Linked DNA regions of Mus musculus: all the other regions are linked to region 2. A link is a contact called in ENCODE Hi-C or POLR2A ChIA-PET data. All regions are on one chromosome and are shown on one strand. The core of a region is the stretch at or near the end of the contact, and the rest is flanking DNA. Distances in the headings are between cores, read along the strand shown.

Region 1 (2,700 bases), core at 7-2,506, 70 kb after region 2:
TCATCCTGCCCCTGGGCAGCTCACGCCTGCGCCTCACCGGCCCTGTGACAGATGACGCATTGCATAGAGAACTGCGCAGGCTCCGTCGCCTCCTCTGGGATCTTGAACAGCAGGAGCTGCCAGCCAATCATCGCCATGGACCCCCGGTGGCTTCGACACCTTGAAAACCAATGAGAAAGGAACGCGCGCAGCTTGAAACTGCATCGCTTCTTAAAAGGGAGCCCGCCTGGGCGTAGAGCATTTTGGGAGTTGTAGTTTTCCCTGCGTAGACGGCTGAGAGTTTGAGTTGTTGGGTTGGTAGACGATGGGACAGTGGGAAGATGGGCTTGGGATGTGAATGCCAAGAAGTAATAAAAATATCTGTGGTATTGACCTCACTTGTCAAGATTTGGGGGCCTTAGCAAAGATTTTTTTTTAAGGTGCCAGGGACTGTGCTTGGAACGTTGGGCGTCTGCCGAGTTTGGGGAGATATTTCTAGCCATGGCCTCAGCTTGCCCTCTAGCACGAAATGTGACCCTGTAGTACTGAGCACTGTCACACAACTCGGAACACAGCCTGGACCATGTTCTTCTGAATATCAGACCCCATGTACTACCAGTGAGAACAGGTCATCACCATCTCCCTCTTACCTACAAAGTCCAAACTTTAGCTTTCTCCCCCCAGTCCTTCCGATGCTGTCTGCCTACTGTGCACACCGCTGACTTCCAACACCCAGCACCTCTCGGGTACTAGTCCTATTCCATCAGATCCAAGAATGCAAACCTCAGCTCTCCTCTCCCATACCAGAGGCCTAAGACTCCGTCCACCACCCTCAGACCCAGAGTCCTGACTTCTGCCCCCTTCCTTTTTAGAACTAGGAGTCTGGGCCTCATGTTTGAACTTTCCCCTCCTCTGAACTTGACTCCTACTGCTGTGTCAGGAAAAAAAGAACCAACAGGTGGCACCTGCCGGCAGGGTCTGAACACGACCACCTGCCGCTGTTGCTCACCCGGGTCCCTCTCTCTGCACCTGCTCCTGTCTGTCGCCAGTGACCGCTCCACCCAACCCACAGCTCGGGACTCGGGGGAGGAGATAGTAAGGGAACCCTCGAAGTGAGCCAGGCCGGTCCTCACGGCGTGTGTGTCCCGCCCCTTTTCTGGGTCCTTGCAGGGCTTCTGATCCAAGGCTCGCTCTCTTGACTCCCACTCGCCCTAGAAAGGGGAGTCGAGGGCGGCCCAAGGCTTGTGGGGTGGAGCCTAAGGTCTCCAGCCTAATCCGGGAGACTCCACCCGCTTCAAGGCACAGCTGAGTAGCTGAGAGGAGCCTACCTGGTGAGAAGCCCCTGGGGTAGATATGGGGATTTTTTTTTTTCATTTTACCCTTCATTCTCCGTTCTGGTTCCCCCTTCTGGTCCCAATATCTTTCCCACAGAGCCCCGTGCATGACACTCAACCCATTCTGTTTCAGGGACCCCTATGTTTCCCAGACACTTGTCATATTCTTTGATTCCCGTCTGTCCTAGAATCTTCGATTCTAGTCCCTAACAGCATGCAGTTCTCGTCCTTAATCTCCTCCTCCTTCAGGGTTCAGACTCCAGACGACTGCTTCCTGCACTTTCAAAGGCCCAGAACTCCAGATTCCAATGCTCTCCCTCTTAGATGCAGGAGCCCATGACGCAGGTCCTTCCTGTACCGCCAAGATCCAGGGATTTAGACCCAGCCCTTTTGCTTCCGACTCAGAACTCCAGGCCCAAAGCCTTCTACAGACACAGCAGTCCATGCCCAAGTACTTCTCCCTCCAGCCAGAACTCCAGGCCGCAACCTTTCTTCAGTCCTAGGGCTCCAGGCCCCAGCCCGTGTCTCTCACACCCGGAGGTTCAGGACCAGCCCTCCTTTCTCAGACCCAAGGGCCCAGAGACCAGTCATCCCCCAAAAGAGCTGATCTGGCCCAGTACTTTTGTCTCTAACCTTTCACACTGTCTCCAAAATTCCCCCAATGGCAGCCTCCCGTCATCCACTTTGACCCTGCCGCGCTCTGGTGGCTCTGGCTTCCTCTGTCCAGGTCTCCACCTCAGCCTTGGCAATGACCCTGGCAGCCTCCTCCCAGCGCTCCCAAATCATCCGTTCCAAGTTCCGCTCTGGTGAGAGGTTGCTTGTCTCTATGCATGTGGGGAGGGGTCCCGGAGCCAGGGCCCAGGGTCCCAGTAACATGATTCTCTGGCATGCGTGAATCGACCAGTGGTGTTCACATACAATGTCACTTGTGCTATGGAGTGGAGTAGTAGATGAATGTGCACATGGCTTGCTAAGCCATAGGTGGTGACACCCAAGAGTGCATATGTTGCAAAGGACTTAAACTGACCTGTAGGCAAAGCAGAGGAGCAAACTGAGACCTGAAGTGCATGTGTGTGTGGCAGGGGGACCAAGAGCTATCAAGCCTTGAAAATGTCATTAGCCAGGATTTGTTGCCAATGCAAAGAGTTCTGAACACTCAGAGAGGAGCAGAAATGTGCACTGGAAACTCTTTGCCCCCAAACTGAGGGTCAAGTCTTGAACATGTGAGTGACATTCCTGTGGGTGCATGCCAGCAAGAGTAAGTTGGGGTGGGAAGTCATGTAAAGTTGTAGTGCAAACTAGAGTCCAGAGAGATTTGAGCTCCAGGGTTTAGTTTGCAGGGTGCTGGCTGTGGGGAATTCGAGGGGCAAAGGGGTGCGTGGATAAA
Region 2 (2,941 bases), core at 211-2,710:
TGGTTTGAAGCTGTAGGCTGATGTGAGGTCCTGTAATGATTTGAAGTATGAAATTTTTTTGAGCTTCTTAGGAAACTTGAAGGAGGCACAATGAACCATGGACCTGAGAACACATACACACCCCCCTCTGTGTGTGTACTCAAGCACTTATCTCAGAATTACAATGAACATGTTATCTCCTTGTGCAGAGTGAGGCGTCTTAGCTTCTAGCCATCATCTTTCTCCAAAGTCCTATTTCTTTTTGTCTCATTTGAGACAAGAGTTTAGCTTTCTCACTTAGGGTGCTTTTTTATTTGCAACAAACCTCCTGCCTCAGCTAGGCCTGGCTTAAAGTACACTTTCTCTGATCCACTGGCATTTACAGTGAACTGTTTCTTTTTTTTTTTTTTTTTTGGTTTTTTGAGACAGGGTTTCTCTGTGTAGCCCTGGCTGGCCTGGAACTCACTCTGTAGACAGAGTTGGCCTCGAACTCAAAATTCACCTGCCTCTGCCTCCCAAGTGCTAGGATTAAAGGCATGCGCCACCACACCCGGCTGCGCTGTTCCTTTTTATCAAAGCCGTCTGGCCCGCTTTGCCACTGATGATAGTTCCTGTGAATGTGCATTGTTGTTCTTGCTTTATTTTTAGAAAAGCGTTTTATAGCAAGCAGTGGTGGCACACCTTTAATTTCAGCTTTGGAGGCAGAGGCAGGAGGATCTCTGTAAGTCTGAGGACAACCTGGTTTACTTACCGAGCTAGTTCTAGGACAACCTGGGCTACACAGAGAAACACTGTCTCTAGATAGATAGATAGATAGATAGATAGATAGAAGAAAGAAAAAATGTTTTAAACTTTTTGTGTATGTGTATTGCCTGCACATATGTTAGTGTATCATGTGCATGCCGGTGCCTGTGGAACTCGGAAGAGGGCACAGAATCCCTTGGAACTGGAGTTACAGGCACTTATGAGCTATGTGGGTGCTAGGAACCAAGCCCGGTCCTCTCTAAGAGCAGCCCAGTACTTTTAACTGTTGCGCCCTCTTTCCAACCTCTTTTTTTTGTTTGTTTGTTTTTCGAGACAGGGTTTCTCTGTGTAGCCCTGGCTGTCCTGGAACTCACTTTGTAGACCAGGCTGGCCTCGAACTCAGAAATCCTCCTGCCTCTGCCTCGAGTGCTGGGAGGCAGTGTTTTAAGGCAGGGTCTTACCAGATAGCCCTGGCTGGCTTGGAACTAATTAGGTGGCTCAGAATGGTTTTGGACTCACAGAGATCCTTCCACCTGTCTCCCAAACGCTGAGCTTAAGACGTGTGCCACCATGCTCGGCGACATATACAAAATTTAGAGGTCTGGATCTGTTCCCAGGGGTTAGAGCGCTTCCCAAACATTCACGAGCCCACGGATTCCATACTCAGATGCCAAACAAAAGCCAAAGTAAATGCCTAGCTGGGAGTGAGTGTGGCTGTGGTAGAGCAGGGTAGGGTGGAGGCGAGGAGGGAGAGAGTGCGGCAGGTCGGGACCGTTCCCGCGCAGGATCTTCACAGCAGAGCCTGGGTCCCTGTGGTCCCAGAACTAAGGACGGCCTGGCAGAAGTGAGGCTCGACACAGCAGCCATCTGCGGGAGGGGGCGTGAGCAGGGCGGGGCCCGAATGCCTTTCACCAGGCCGCGCCCCAGGCGGGCACAGTCACCAGCCGCACACACCGGATCATGGCTGCAGCCACACTAGGACAGGTGGGTGCGTGGCCGGCCGGCGCTGGGGGCTCTGGGGGACCTGATGCGGGGGGGGCGCACTTCCGGGTGGACCACTGGCGCGCAGCCTTTCCGGCTTGGCGTCATTCCTCTGTGCCTCGGGTTCCGCTGCCCAGCACGGAGGCGGATGGACCCCCCCTTGGGAAGAAAGACGGGGCTATAACGGGCGGGCGGCAGAATGGGTAGACAGGAGTGGGGCGCGAGAGGTGCCTGAACCGGGAGCTCGGACGTGGGGAGCCATGGAGGAGGACTATAATGGGAGAAGTACAGGGTGGGGTGGATGCGGGGAAGTTGTGGCTGGGGCATGCAGCCTGTGTGTGTTAAGGACCAGTTGCTCTTGGGTTCCTTTAGACAAGGGGCCCAGGACCTCTTGGGACTTAGTGTATGGCTTGGCGCAGGGTCTTGGGTGGGAATTGAACCCAAGATCTTATTTCTTGGAACAAAAAGCACATGTCGATGTGTGCAGTGTCTGAGGCTCTCTGTACCTGGTTTTGTAATCCCAGTCAAGTTTCTGTCTGTCAAAATGATAAAAGATCCTCCAGACCAGAAGACTTCAGTCAGTGCTTACCGATGGTGTCAAGCGGTGTCATAGATGGAGAATCTATGATATTTCGTTTGTTTGTTTGTCTTTTCGAGGTAGGGTTTCACTGCATACTCCCAGCTGTCCCGTTGCTCTGTAGACCACCAGGTTGGCCTCGAACTCTGCCCGCCTCTGCCTTCTGAGTCCTAGAATTAAAGTCCTGGGCCACCACTGCTGAGCTTGAGAGTCTGTGATCTTAAGAGAACGTGATAAATAAGTGTGGAAACAGCTGGCCATAACCTTGGGGGAAAGCGTTTGCTGTTAGCTCCCACCTGCTTATCAGAAGTTCTCGCTCCAGGCTGGCGAATTCCTGAACAAACCTTTAAGTCCCCCAGTTCTTAGTGACAGACAGAAATGTTCTATGCAGATGGTCTTGGGATATGACGGGGACAAGAATCTAGGCTCTGACTGTGTGGTGGCCTTGGATGGATACAGCATTGCCATACTGGACCAATCTCTAATTCTAATGGGACAGAACTGGGTTCTGAAGACAGTTTTACCCTGTAATGGAGACACTTTGAACATGAGCCTGCTCAGAGCTATGAGTATCTAGTGGTGAGTGTCCACAAAGTGAAATTTTGGAGTATAGAGGAACCTGCTGGCTGGGGTTTGCAAGGACTGTCTTACAGGGACTAG
Region 3 (2,763 bases), core at 249-2,748, 110 kb after region 2:
CTTGGGTTCCCAGAAAGGTCAGGCAGCTCTGACCACAGGACACAGCACAGCACACACACCAAGTCTCACAGAAATACAATGCTCGCCAGCACTACACTGCCTCACTTGCCCGCAAAGCAAACCCATCCTCCCCCACCCCAGCTCCTTCTTTTCTCATTGCAGTCATTTTCTTTCTCCTGGCTCTCTAGCCAACTCGAAGTGGATCGCCCAGCCCAGCCAGAGCACCAGGGAGCAGAGCTGGGCCAGAGAACCTGGGCAGAGAAGAGAAAGGGCTCAAGATGGCTTTGGGAGAGGGAGTGGATCTCGGAACACTTCCTGGTAAAGGCAGCAGCTTTGGGAAGTGCTCTGTTGCTGCCATCTTGAGGTGACGCCCAGCCTTCATCCGGCTATGCCGAGAGCGCCCTCTGGAGGCTGTTCCACAGCAAGGCCTGGAAGACTCAGTGGAGAGGCTGTGCTACCCACCTCCTTTGCCTGAGGCTGCAGACAGAGACCCTCTACTGTGGAGAGCAAACAGGCCTGAGCTCTCCCGAGGCTTGACCCTGTGAGGGTTAGGGTCTCGATACTTGGGGAGCTCCATAGCACCTCTGAATTAAGGACCAGCCACTTCCTGGGTGGGCTTGGCTTCCCCACAGCTGATGCTTTCTGGGGGTCCCCCAGCCAGCTCAGGCACCCAGAGCAAAGTGAGGAGGAGAACTCCCTCTGGAGACAGCGTAGGGACTTACCACGCTAGGCAGGCAGGATCCTGCAGCAGACCCAGACCTTCTCTGGATGTCTGACAGCCATCTGTCCTGCTCCACAGCGAGCCATTCGCAATTGTCTACAGAACAGACCAGCTTCCCGTCTTTCTGTCTAGAAGGTGGCCTGACAGTGCCAAGGCTGGGGCAAACCGGGGAGGACTTGCTGGACCCACAAGTCCCACGTGTCACCCTATGGCTCACACAGCCCTTGCTGGGGACATGGGTCTCAGATGTGGGATCCGTTGGCCTGAGCCTTCTCTTAAAGCTTAGTCCTCCTGCATCTGTGGGTCTTGTAGCTCTCATTTGTCCTTGTCCCTGCTCCTCTAAGATCCCAGCCTCAAGGGTCACCCGGCAGTACAGAGGGATCTCTTACTCCCAGGGCACCAGGTCCCTGAGTCTTGTCCTGGGCCAGTTCTGCACACTGGCAAGACAGTAGCTATGAATGGGGTGGGTGCTCAGGAACAAACCACACATATTCTCATCTTGCTCAGAGAGAAACCACAACACTCAAATGTTCAGACACAACAAGTTGTGGAAGTGTTTCAGGCTAAAAGCCCTGGGGCCTTTATCCACCAGTGGCTGGGGGGAGGGGGGAGCTGCCTTTGGCTTTTGCTACCTTCTTTTCCTCCCCAAGTTCAGCCAGGCTGAAAGTCTTCTCCGCTGCCCTCCTTGCAGGTAGCACTGGCCTCTGGTTTCCCCTACAGCTGATCTGAGGCTGGGAATTTTAGAGCTTGAAAGCAACTGACCTTAACACCGAGTTAACGCACTTGGGGCAGGAGGATGCAGGATGGGGAGGGGCTGGCTGGCTTGGGGTCGGCCAAAAGCAGGGGCTGGCAAGCTAAACTCCAGAGGTGCTGGGGCAAGTGGGAACAGGCCAGGACCCCAATCCCAGAACCCCAAGCTGTAGTCATACCCCTACCTGCTTGGATCCTTCTAGGCCGGCTTGTTTGGGGCCACCAAGCTTCAAGCCTGCTGGGGGCGACAGTGCTCCTGTCCCACGCAGTCTCGGGTGGCATGGCTGGCAAGGGTCCCTGTGGGAAAGCGTGGCTGCTGTTGGCTAGGGTTTGGGTGGGCGGTAGTGTTGGATTCTGCGGGCTCTGCTTTCAGCTCCCGCCCAGAACCCCCACTAGCCTGGGCCTGAGAACAGCCACTCTCACTCCTCCCGAGAGCCCTCCAAGTGCTTCTCCTACAGAAGAGTGTGGGGATGACCGACTACAGGACACTCTTTTCTTCTCCAGGCAGGTTTGACCAATGGCTGGGCCCTAATAGCCAGGTAGGAGGTGCATGCTGAAGAGGGGCAGGCAGGCAGAGTCCCTTATGGATCCCACTGGCCCAGGGAATTTGGATGGGCCTGCCACTGAGAGGTAGGAATGCTGTAGGCCCAAACGGGCAAGGGCTAGTTTCTGCCTAACCCCAAGAACACAGAGAACTCACAGCCTGGTACTTCACGGTGTTGAGAGCCGGAAGGTGGGACCTTGAAATTACCTAGCAAGAAACGTGTTTACATGAGGGGCTGGGGTGGGGGAGGCTATGGGTGCATAATGGCTCAGACTCCCGGGGGCAGGGAGTCTATGGACTGGGCAAGGGAGGCACCCTGCCTGGGAAATGTCAGTGGAGCACAGGGCTCTGATGTCTGGAGGTAAGGGTACATGCAGGGGGCTCAGGAAAGTCCCAAGATCCCCAGTCCTATGTGGGGGAAGCTGAAAGCCTTAGTCCTCTGGCTCCTAGCACTCCTTAGGCTCTGGATTTCTGGTTTCTAAGTGCCTTGGCATCGGGCACACACCTTATGCCACCTCCTGCTTTTTTTCCTCCCATATCATCTACCCCCAGCACTGGCCCCCATCTGCTCGGGGGCTGAGTGCTTGTGGAGTGTGGAGGGATTTGGGTCCAGGTCTGAGATTTGGGGTAGCAAGTGGGGCCACCTCCCAGCAAGTCCCAGAAAAGTAAGTGCAGGGCCCCAACACCCTGAGCCCTAAAGGAAGGCCAGGCTCTGCCTTCCCAGTACCTGAGGGGTCTGCTCTCTAAC

The links. A loop is a pair of places that touch in the nucleus more often than their neighbours do. ChIA-PET counts read pairs that join two places held with the same protein, here RNA polymerase II (POLR2A).
Region 1: POLR2A ChIA-PET joins it to region 2 with 29 read pairs in embryonic stem cell. The contact joins the promoter of Mamstr here to the promoter of Bcat2 in region 2. POLR2A ChIA-PET finds 5 or more read pairs at or near these places in 2 of 5 experiments (Patski and embryonic stem cell).
Region 3: a loop to region 2 is called in a map of Patski, with 2.7 times the contacts of the local background. The contact joins the promoter of Ntn5 here to the promoter of Bcat2 in region 2. A Hi-C loop is called at or near these places in 2 of 37 maps with a recorded cell type or tissue (Patski and heart). POLR2A ChIA-PET finds 5 or more read pairs at or near these places in 1 of 5 experiments (Patski).

Annotation. Positions count from the first base shown.
Region 1 is chr7:45,638,721-45,641,420 of GRCm38, forward strand. Mamstr (MEF2 activating motif and SAP domain containing transcriptional regulator) reads left to right here and starts at 1,257. Exons shown (of 10, transcript NM_172418.2): 1 at 1,257-1,310; 2 at 1,982-2,119. The coding sequence starts at 2,062. It overlaps Rasip1 (Ras interacting protein 1), which reads left to right. Exons shown (of 12, transcript NM_028544.1): 12 at 1-372. The coding sequence ends at 164. It overlaps A030001D20Rik (RIKEN cDNA A030001D20 gene), which reads right to left and starts at 38. Exons shown (of 2, transcript NR_152217.1): 1 at 1-38.
Region 2 is chr7:45,568,693-45,571,633 of GRCm38, forward strand. Bcat2 (branched chain aminotransferase 2, mitochondrial) reads left to right here and starts at 1,461. Exons shown (of 11, transcript NM_009737.3): 1 at 1,461-1,707. The coding sequence starts at 1,684. 0610005C13Rik (RIKEN cDNA 0610005C13 gene) reads right to left here. Exons shown (of 5, transcript NR_038166.1): 4 at 2,294-2,500.
Region 3 is chr7:45,682,524-45,685,286 of GRCm38, forward strand. Ntn5 (netrin 5) reads left to right here and starts at 1,499. Exons shown (of 7, transcript NM_001358870.1): 1 at 1,499-1,975. The coding sequence starts at 1,942. Sec1 (secretory blood group 1) reads right to left here. Exons shown (of 4, transcript NM_001271578.1): 2 at 2,743-2,763; 3 at 1,657-1,768. The coding sequence starts at 1,753.